Linked DNA regions of Homo sapiens: region 2 is linked to region 1. Evidence: read pairs that join two places in POLR2A ChIA-PET (ENCODE). Cell type or tissue: PC-9. All regions are shown on one strand. Links, peaks and the distances in the headings refer to the core of each region. The heading gives the core; the rest is flanking DNA. Region 1 overlaps PLEKHG6 (pleckstrin homology and RhoGEF domain containing G6). Region 2 overlaps LOC124902866 (a long non-coding RNA gene).

The links. ChIA-PET counts read pairs that join two places held together with the same protein. Peaks named below come from ENCODE experiments on the same cell type or tissue, not always from the same donor. Only the 100,000 strongest peaks of a DNase experiment are listed, where the experiment ranks them.
Region 2: POLR2A ChIA-PET joins it to region 1 with 8 read pairs; 2 of 35 experiments call an interaction of 5 or more read pairs at or near these places.

Annotation. Positions count from the first base shown.
Region 1 is chr12:6,320,833-6,326,203 of GRCh38, reverse strand. The region is part of intron 13 of PLEKHG6 (pleckstrin homology and RhoGEF domain containing G6); the gene reads right to left. Among named protein-coding and RNA genes, the nearest start is that of PLEKHG6, 13 kb to the right of the region's middle. RefSeq lists enhancers at 1,108-1,647, 1,648-2,189, 2,633-2,722, 2,773-2,842, 2,731-3,272. In PC-9, for the core only: CTCF peaks have their summits at 2,647 and 2,849; DNase peaks (open chromatin) are centred at 2,733 and 4,133; H3K27ac peaks cover 2,365 bases.
Region 2 is chr12:6,160,678-6,166,048 of GRCh38, reverse strand. All of the region lies in intron 1 of LOC124902866 (a long non-coding RNA gene), which reads left to right. Among named protein-coding and RNA genes, the nearest start is that of CD9, 37 kb to the left of the region's middle. In PC-9, for the core only: no CTCF peak of the experiment used is centred there; no DNase peak of the experiment used is centred there.

The DNA of each region.
Region 1 (5,371 bases), core at 77-5,076:
CCTCCTTAGTAGCTGGGATTACAGGCGCCCGCCAACGTGCCCGGCTAATTTTTGTATTTTTAGTAGAGATGGGGTTTCACCATCTTGGCCAGGCTGGTCTCAAACTCCTGACCTTGTGATCCACCCCCCTTGGCCTCCCAAAGTGCTGGAATTAGACGTGTAAGCCACCGTGCCCGGCCTACATTACCTTATTTAATCTTTACAAAAACCCCATGAACCAGATATTTTTACCCCACCTTACTACTGAGACATGGAGACTCTAAGGTTAAGTAACTGTCTGAGGGGGTACTTCTTACCATAAGAAAGTGGGGTGGTGCCGGGATTTGGTGGCACCAAACTCTGGAGCTAGTGTTGGGGGTGAGTGGGGTGAACAGAATGGCCCTTTTCCTACCTGTACAGGTCTTCCTGCTTCTCATGTCCCATTGGCAGACCTGTTATCAGGTCTTCCCCCTCCTTCAGGAAGCCCTCCCTGGTTGGTGGTGATGGTAGAATAAGTGTTCTGAATTGGTACTGGTTGCTCCTTCAAGAGCATCCCTCTCCTACCACCTGGGCCTCTGCCCTGAAGCTGGGAGGAGCAGGAGGGCAGAACGTGGGCAGAGGTGGGCTTTGTCCCAGGCTGAGGACTCTGCTGTCCTTCAGAGGGAGGAAAGTTCCTAGAAGGCTGAGGAGAGGACGCATTATATTATCTGCCTTCTCCCTCCCTCAGCGATTTCATACAGGTACCATCAAAAGGAAATAGCGCCACCTGAGAAAAAATTTTCAAAGCACTTTTGCACATGTGGTCATTTGATACACATCATTGCCCTGTGGTGTGGAGAACATGAATGTTAGCCCATTTTACAGACAAGAAACCTAGACCTAGAGAGGTGAAGTGACTTGCTCAAGGTGCCACAGGTATGGAGAAGCAGAGCTGGGACAGGGCCTTGCTCTTTGAGTCCTAGTTCAGTCACTGCAACACTTTCAAGGACAGCCTTGAAGGGTAAAGAGTTACAGAAGGTCGGTTGTTGGCTTGGGGAGGGGGAGGGGGAGGGAGAGGGAAGAGAAGGTGGCAGAGCTGAGGTTGGAGGCGGAGGCAAGCCTTGGCAAAAGGGAGGTACTGGTGGCTGCTGTGGGCAGCACTGATATCAGGACTTGCTGGTATGGCCATATCCTTGTTAAAATATTGAAGTCTTCCATGCTGGTAAGGGAATGGCTGCTGCCTGGGCCTCAACCACTTCCCCCATCCCCATGATCTAGCAACTAAGGGAGATAACCTCTGGCACAGCAGAGGACCTCTAGTGCAGCGCTCCTTTCTGATTGGTTGATGCCCATGCTATACTAATTGTTAAATATTTCCACTATCTCCCCAGCTTGAAGTATATGAGCCAGCAACTCCTGGGCACCTGGACTTTCCCAAAGCCTCTCAAGAAACCCGGGGAGCAGCTGGGTCAGGACAAGAGACGAAATGGATGAACAGGGATAGGAAAATGACACCAGGCTTATAGTTCCCATTCTGCTTTTTCTGGCTCTCCAGTCACTTATTCCCAAGGCTGACAGCATTCTCATAAGATGTGGTCTGTTGGCCGGAGCAGGGGAGGGTACCTGGGGGTAGGAAACCTGCCAGGGCCGGGACCTGGGGCAGGACTCCCTCTTTCCCAGGCCTCATCTCCCAACTCCATGTGAAGGGAGGGAAGAAGTGAGAAAAGAGAGGGTGGAGGCGCTGGGCCGATCTGCTTGTCCTGCTGGGGTGCCCTTTTGCCCCACAGGACCCAAATTCAGGTTTGTGTTTCGGGTGCCAAGGAAGGGATGTTACGGGAAAGAAGAACTGGAAGGAAGCAGGGTTTCTGTAAGGGACGTTCAATGCCATCATCTCTGCTAAACTTGCCCCTTGCCCGACCCCAGGAAGAGGCTGGAGGAGGCGGCGGGGGGGGGAGGGGGGCGAGGGGGAGCCCCGAGTACGGGGTAGGGGGTCGGGGGAATGGGCGGGATGGGGCTCTTGGAGGTGCCTCCCAGCGAGCCCAAAGCCTCTCCAGCAACCCTGGGAGAATTTTCTCGGCTTGGTTAAGAGGAGAGACACATGGGGGCAGAGGGGACGGGAAAGGAAAAGGAAATTGGCGCTTAAGCCAGAATGTGACCCCCCTACAAAACTGAGAAGAGGAAGGGAGGGCCCCTAGCAGGATTCTTCTTCCTTTGTACCCATGGAGAGGAAATGCCTCCTTTCCCTGCTGTCTCTGGGGTGGCTCCTAGATTCACCCACTCTCCTCCCAGAACTCCCCAGTGCCGGACTAAAACCGAACTCTGAAACGTGCCCACTGACTTCCTGAGCAACAGATGCGGATGCGTTTCCCCAGTCAGCAGCAGGCCCTACCCAGGCCCCAAAGACCACCCCTTTCTTCTAATGATGACAACGGCAAACATTTATGGAGTGCCCATACAGTGCTGGGCCTTGTGCCTGGCCACTTGCGGACTGTCTGTCCTGCGTGCACTGCAACTCCCCAAGAGGTGAAGTAACTCCCTGACAGCTGCTCGGGCCTCTCCTTCAGACCCTGGCTCTTAGCCTCGGCTGCCTCCTTCAGTCTCCCTGCTTTAATTTCTTGGTCGCCATCTCTGACGGCTCTTTCTGTTCCTGTCTCTGTTCCTTTTCCTCTTCTCAGTCCCTGGGCATTCCCCAAGATTCAGTCTCTTCTCCCTGGAGAAGCTTACTTTCTCTAAAAGTGTGAGTCATCACAGCTAGACCCGCTAGGAATAAATCTGCAAGTCAACGTTTCTGCCAGGGTGAGAAAACAATAGTCTGCCCCCTGGGGATTGCTCTATGAAAGGGACCAACAGAGTTTCTACTGCCCTCTTCAGTGTATAAAGACTGATGGCTCTAGAGAGGATTCCCTAATAATCTGGTGTGAGACAATAGCAGGAAAAGTCATTTCAAAGTTTCAGTTTTCTTTGTTTTGCTAAGGAAGGCCAGGGAGCCTTGGTGCATATCTTGGTTATAGATCTTGACAGATCTTTCCTGTTAGCCTGGAGTGAGACTACCAGGGGACTGAGTTGTTTTGCATAGTAAAATACCCGTAATTTTCAGTAGCTCTTGGGATTCTGAAAGGGAGAAGGTGAGAGTCTGGCTGTTGTTCTGTGACTAAAAACCAAAAAAAAGAGGAGAAAGTTCTGAAGGTGGAGGTGGCAGTTCCGAAGGAAAAAAGGCAGCCTGCCATTCACTGCCAGCCCCACTGGCTATCCTGGGGAGTTGGGGCTCTAGGGACACCGATGCCACTAGCTTGCGCTTTTGTCCCTGGGCTCCCCCTTGAGCCTCTAGCCTTCAGGAAAATGTTTTATTTAACTTTTTTTTTTTTTAGACAAGGTCTCACCCTGTTGTCTGGGTTGTAGTGCAGTGGTGGGAACATAGCTCACCGCAGGCTCTATCTCCCGGGTTCAAGTGATCCTCCCACCTCAGCCTCCCGAGTAGCTGGGACTACAGGCATGCGCCACCAGGCCCAGCTAATTTTTGTATTTTTTGTAAAGATGGGGTTTTGCCATGTTGGCCAGGCTGGGTCTTGAACTTCTGGTCTCAAGCCATCTGCCTGCCTCAGCCTCTCAAAGTGCTGGGATTAGAGGAGGTGAGCCACTACGCCTGGCCAAGAAAATTTGATTAACCACCAGAATGATGTCACTTGCCAGTCAGTCCAGCCTAGTGGAAAGTGTGTTTAGGCTTAGGTGGAAGTGGTGGAGAGAAGTCCCTGCCATGCAGAGGGGACAGTGAACCGAGCCGGAAGCAGGGGACAGGGCAGATGGGAGACCACTGTCATCACAAAACCCACCTGCCTCCCCTTGGGGTGTGTTTTTTGTCCTCCTCTTTCACTTGAATTCCAGGTCTTTGTTTCTGTTTCTTTTGTTCCCAAAGCCCCTAAGATATCTCCACTAGGTTATATCTTGGCTGCCTCAATTTCAAAGCGCTGCTGTTTAAATATTCCTACAGTAAAGCCACCTCACTGAGGAAGCAATAACTAAACAAACACATTTCCCTTTCCCTTTCTAATGACTGCATTTCTGTCTGGGGTCCCATTGCCAATGCAGTGTTCCAAACTGAAGCTTCGGGAGGCCAACTGTGCTCTTTGCCGCTGGGTATCTGGAGTTCCTGAGCCTGTGCCCAGTGCTGGCCCCAGGCTGTGTGCCTAAGCCGAATGACAGCTTTGAATCTCCCTAGGAAGCAGGTAGTCATTGTGTATATCTGTTTTGCAGATGACGAAATTGAAGTTGAGGGAGGTCATATAACTTACCCAAGGTCACATGGCTAGGACCTGGTAGGACCGGTGTCTGAACCTGGATTTTTCTGAATTCAGTATAGACTTTAACCAAAGTATCCCTAAGGCTCCCCCTTCTCTTCCCTCTTCTTTTTTTTTTTTTTTTAAGACAGAGTCTCGCTCTGTCGCCCAGGCTGGAGTGCAGTGGCGCGATCTCGGCTCACTGCAAGCTCCGCCTCCCGGGTTCACGCCATTCTCCTGCCTCAGCCTCCCGAGTAGCTGGGACTACAGGTGCCCGCCACCGCGCCCGGCTAATTTTTTGTCTTTTTTAGTAGAGATGGGGTTTCACCGTGGTCTCAATCTCCTGACCTCGTGATCGGCCCGCCTCGGCCTCCCAAAGTGCTGGGATTACAGGCGTGAGCCACCGCGCCCGGCCTCTTCCCTCTTCTTTAGGTCCTTTCTTCTCCTTTGTTTTTTGTCCCTTTTTGCAATGTCTCCCTAAGGCTGTGGCACTAAACCTTCCATGTTTCACACCCAAACTAGTACAATAAACCTCCTGTCACCAATTTCTCCCTCCTCCAGCCCACCCAGCACACTGCTACCTGATTTCCTGAAAACCTAATTCAAGAGGAAACACACTGATTTCACCCTTGCTCAAGAATTCATGGCAGGGCTATGCACGGTGGCTCACGCCTGTAATCTCAGCACTTTGGGAGGCCGAGATATGCAGATTGCTTAAGCTCAGGAGTTCAAGACCAGCCTGGACAACATGGAAAGACCCTGTCTCCACAAAAAGATGCAAAAAATTAGCCAGGTGTGGTGGTACACACCTGCAGTCCCAGCTACTTGGGAGGCTAAGCTGGGAGACTCACTTGAGCCCAGGAAGTTGAGGCGGCAGTGAGCTGTGATCATGCCACTGCACTCTAGCCTGGGTGATGGAGTAAGACTCTGTCTCAAAAGAAAAAAAAAAAGAATTCACGGTGGCTGTCTCTTGTTGACCCTATTTAACTCAAGCGCATCCAGGCCACAGGGTTCTGCAGCTCTGAGATTCTGCAGAATCTGGCCTCTTACCACGCACTCACACAAACACTGTGCTCCATACTTAGGCAGATATGGCCGTCATTCCAGAAATATATCCAGCCCAGCTGGTCCTCTGATTC
Region 2 (5,371 bases), core at 264-5,263, 160 kb after region 1:
GATCAAGACTACCCTGGCTAACATGGTGAAACCCCGTCTCTACTAAAAATACAAAAAAAATTAGCCGGGCGTGTTGGCGGGCGCCTGTAGTCCCAGCTACTCGGGAGGCTGAGGCAGGAGAATGGTGTGAACATGGGAGGTGGAGCTTGCAGTGAGCCGAGATAGCACCGCTGCACTCCAGCCTGGGCAACTGAGCAAGACTCCATCTCAAAAAAATAAAAATAAAAAAATAAAAATTTGTCTACTCCATACAATTTACTTGTATTGCCAAAATCAATACTCACAGTGCTTGCATGGCCATCCATGAACACAGAGCAGAGAAAAATTTGGCAGGATGTGCACATTCCCAGCAGAGGGTGAACAAGGTGACAGTCTGCCTTCTTGTTTCAGCTCATACCACAAGCAAGTGTCCTTTTCAAGGTCTACTTGGTACCATGTGTTTTGCATTTTTCTGCTGCGTGTTGGTGATTCCACTGTTTAAAATGGTCCCAGCATCATGCTGAAGTGCTGTCCAGAGTTCCTAAGTGAGAGAAAGCTGTGATGTGTCATGTGGAGAAAATATGTCTAGTAGTTAAGCTTCGTGCAGGCATGAGTTATAGTGCTGTTGGCTATGAGTTCAATGTGAATTATTCAGCAATATATATTGAATAAGGTGTCGTTAGACAGAAACACACATAAGAAAAAGTTATGCATTGATTTGTTGATGAAAATGTGACCAGAGGCTCACAGGAACCTCCCCTTGTATCTCCCCTAGGAGCACTGGTTTGGCATTCACTAATTCAGTGTTTGCAGTGACTCCATAAAACACAGCCACTATGAATAATGAGAATTGACTGTATTGGCCAGGCACAGTAGCTCACACCTGTAATCCCAGCACTTTGGGAGGCCAAGGTAAGCAGATCACTTGAGGTCAGGAGTTTCAGACCAGCCTGGCCAACATGGTGAAACCCTGTCTCTACTAAAAATACAAAAAATTAGCTGGGTGTGGTGGTGGGCACCTGTAATCCCAGCTACTCGGGAGGTCGCAGTGAGCCGAGATTGCACCACTGCCCTCCAGCCTGGGCAACAAGAGCAAAAGTCCGTCTCCAAAAAAAAAAAAAAAAAAAAAAGAAGAAGAAGAAGAAGAAGAAAAGAAGACAAGAATTTACTGTATTAACTCATCTTTTGAAAATTTTATTTACTTATTTTTATTTTTTATTGTTTTGAGACAGAGTCTCGCTCTGTTGCTAGGCTGGAGTGCAGTGGTGCGATCTGGGCTTACTGCAACCTCTGCCTCCCGGGTTCAAGCGATTCTCCTGCCTCAGCCTTCTGAGTAGCTGGGACTACAGGCGCCTGCCACCACACTTGGCTCATTTTTTGTATTTTTAGTAGAGACGGGGTTTCACCATGTTGGCCAGGATGGTCTCGAACTCCAGACCTCGTGATCCACCCGCCTCGGCCTCTCAAAGTGCTGGGATTACAGGCGTGAGCCCATGCCCGGCCTATTTATTTACTTTGAGACAGAGTCTCACTATGTCACCCACGCTTGAGTGCAGTGGCACGATCTCAGCTCTTTGCAACCTCCGTCTCTCAGGTTCAAGCGATTCTCCTGCCTCAGCCTCCAGAGTAGCTGGGCCTACAGGCGCATGCCACCATGCCCGGCTAATTTTTTATATTTTAGTAGAGACAGGGTTTCACTGTGTTAGCCAGGATGGTCTTGATCTCCTGACCTCGTGATCTGCCCGCCTCAGCCTCCCAAAGAAAATTTTATTTTTAATTAATTAATTATTATTATTATTTTGGGTGGAAACAGAGTCTTGATATGTTGCACAGGCTGATCTCGAACTGGACTCAAGCAGTCCTCCCGTCTCGGCCTACCAAAGTGCTGGGATTACAGGCATGAGCCACCATACCCGGCCGTATTAACTCATCTATTCACCACAACCACCATACTGGGTGGGTGCTCCGCTGTCATTATTGTCTAGATTTTACTGAGGCACTGAGGCACAGAGAAGCTGCCTAATTTGTCTGAGGCCATATGGATGGCAGAGCTGGGATCAACGCCAGGCAGTGGGGCCTCGAGGGTCCCCTAGCTACTCCTGAATTAGACAGGGCAACACGCAGAAAGCCTGAGGGCAGCCCCCTCTGTGTCATGCACATTCATCAAGGCTCTGCCACTCGGGGGCCCCATGGCCGTGGGATTAGACAGTCTCTGAAGTTCCTTCCACTTGGATATTCTAAGGCCCTGCAATTTCTGCCCGCTCTCCCAAGCTGCTGTGCACTTAGGAGTGGGCTGCAGCCTACTCCTACTCCTCCTACTCCAGGAGTGGTCTGCAGGCCTGCAGTGGGGAGCTGCAGCTACAGGACTGGAAATTGGGATGGATGAGCTGTGGGTATGGCAGGGAGGCTGTTGAGGTGGATGATGCCAAGGGCTCAGGAGGACCTTTGATGTCACCTCTTTTGGTTGTGCTGGTGTGCTTCGAGCTGGGGGTGGCTGGGAGGGGAAGGTTTGCTTCTTCTTTTTTGTACATGTGGAACTGAAGCTCAGAGAGCTTTCTCAACACAACAGGACACTATGGGACCCACCAGGAACAGATTCACCAGGGATGATATTAAAAATATTAAACAGGCCGGGCACAGTGGCTCATGCCTGTAATCTCAGCACTTTGGGAGGCTGAAGCGGGAGGATCACGAGGGCAGGAGATTGAGACCATCCTGGCTAACACGGTGAAACCCCGTCTCTACTAAAAATATAAAAAATTAGCTGGGCATGGCGGTGGGCGCCTGTAGTCCCAGCTACTCAGGAGGCTGAGGCAGGAGAATGGCGTGAACCTGGGAGGCGGAGTTTGCAGGAAGCTGAGATAGCACCACTGCACTCCAGCCCGGGCGACAGAGGGAGACTCTGTCTCAAAAAAAAAAAAAAAAAATTAAACATTGGTGTGGCACAGACACAAGCTGATCATCACAGATGCAGTTTTGGACATGGAGGCTGTCTGTACGGGGGGATGTTGGCTGAGTCAGGCCTGGTCCCAGGCCTGGTCCTGGCTGCTCTGCCCTGTGCCTTTCCCTCCATATCACGCTGATTTGCAGGGTTGGAGCAGATTTTTCTGTGTCTGTGAGAGTGATGGGATTGTGCTCTATCAAGTCACACCTATCTTTAGCTGCTGTCTTTCCTGAAAGCTTCTGGTGGTGGTGGTATAAGTGGTAGAAATCCACTCACCCTCACATTCACAATAACCCCATTACTCCCTGCTAGTGAGGGGTGAGAGCAAATATTCTGGAGAGAAGGTCTGAGTTCAAATCCCAGCATTCATCAGCCTGTGGCCCTGTGCTAATCGCCTCACCTTGCTAAACCCTGCTTTTCTTATGGGTAAAATTGAATTAAACTACCTACCTCATGGCATATTGTGAAGACCAAGTACAATTATGTGGGTGACAATGCTTTATATGCTGGAAAAGTCTGTGCGTAAAATGAAGGGGATTAACCCATTTATGCCGGATGTTGCAATTTTTTTGAATTGCAGACGTGTGAAAAATCAGACCTTGGCAATGACATAGAGCAGTGGGATATAAATAACTCCCGCATGCTTAGCGTTCCAATAATGGAACACTAGGCATAAAATTAAGCTGGGCTCCATCCTGAGAGGCTCACACAGGGAGTAGGAACCTAACACTAAGGTCAAATGCAACTGCGTTGGACATCCCTGTGCCAGAGCAGCTAGCAGTCTCCCTAATTTTTTTTTTTTTCTGGACAGGTTCTCACTCTGTCATTCAGGCTGCAATGCAGTAGTGTGATCTCGGCTCACTGTAGCCTTGACCTTCCAGGCTCAAAGTGATCCTCTCACCTCAGCCTCTCTAGTAGCTGGGACTATGGGCACATGCTACCACACCCAGCTATTTATTTTTTATTTTTTGTAGTGACGGGGTCTTACTATGTTGCCCAGGCTGGTTTTGAGATCCTGGACTCCAGTGATCCTCTCTCCTTAGCTTCCCAAACTGCTGGGATTACAGGTGTTAGCCACCATGACTGGCCCCAAATTCGCCTTTCCTTCTACCATAGTCATTGATTTAGTTGAAGACATGACTCCCCAGAATAAAATCTCTATTTCCCAGGCTCCTTTACACCCAGGGTAGCCACAGGGACAAGTTCTGGCCAATAGGATGTGAGTAGAAGGGGCGGAGGCAACCTCTGGGCATGTCCTTAAGCGGCAGGGGCCTCCCTCCTTCATTCCCCGGACCCGCAGCTCCATCCCCGCACGCCCCTGACCCAGCTTCCTCCTTCTGGCCGTCCAGAGGGCAGATGTGGTGATGGGCTGTCTGAGCCCATGAGATGAGGCCAGCCTCCCAGGGTGGAACAGCTGGGGCTGGCTCTCTGCCCTGTGGAGCTGCTGAGCAGCCCTGGACTACTTACGTTCAGAGAATTCCATGAGGGAGAAATGCATCCTAGCTCATTTCCTCCCGGGTGTTTGGGGCTGTTGCAGCAGTCAAGTTCATAGCCTGACCATGTGATAGTGAATCCCACAGTGACCTATGTTACTTCTCAACCAGCAGGTTACTAACGTGCTGCTTTTGTTCAAGGATGGGAGTTGAAGCTGGGAAGTGTGGAGGGGAGGTGGGTGCAAGAATTCCCTTGAGAAGGGTCAGGAAGTCATCACTCGTCAGATTAGTCCCACAGACTTCGTGGGGGAGGCAGGACTTTAGGAATGTTCACAGTGTAGATATTCCTTCTTCCCCTACCGGTTCCCCCATGTCGTCTTTTTGTCCTTGCTCCCCTCCTCTCTCCCTGATCATCGTCCTGGCCCGGCACCCACTCCACATTCCTGAGGATATGGTGAGGAAGAACGAGACCCATTTTTGCCTTGCAGGCTGGTTATGATACAGACTCAGGCCTCTCAGGTCCAAAACCTGGGCCATCCTCCACCCTTCTCTCTCTCCCACCCCATGTAGACTTCGTCAGCAGATCCTGCCAGAGCTATTTCAAAATATGACCGGATCACCCCTTTCCATCCCTCCTCTCCTGCTCTAAGCCCCCATCATCTTTGGCCTAAACTTTGCTTTAGCCCCCTAATGACTCTCCATGCTTCCACCCTCATCCCCACCCCCGCTAACGCAGTCTGTTCCCAACAGAGCACCCAGAACGATTTCCTTAGAACGTAAATCAGACCATGTCACTTTTCTGCGCAATTTTCCAGTGGTCCCCATCTCTCTCAGAGGACACTCCAAATTCTTTTCGTGGCCCCCAGGGCCCTAACTGATGCTCCCACCTTGCCCCTCAGCATTTCACTTGGGTGTGCCTAGAGCACAGCAGGCGTGTTCCTGCCTCACGGTGCTGGCGTGCAGCCCTCTTTGTCTAGATTCTCCATGGCTTGTCTGTCACACTGTGTCTGGAATT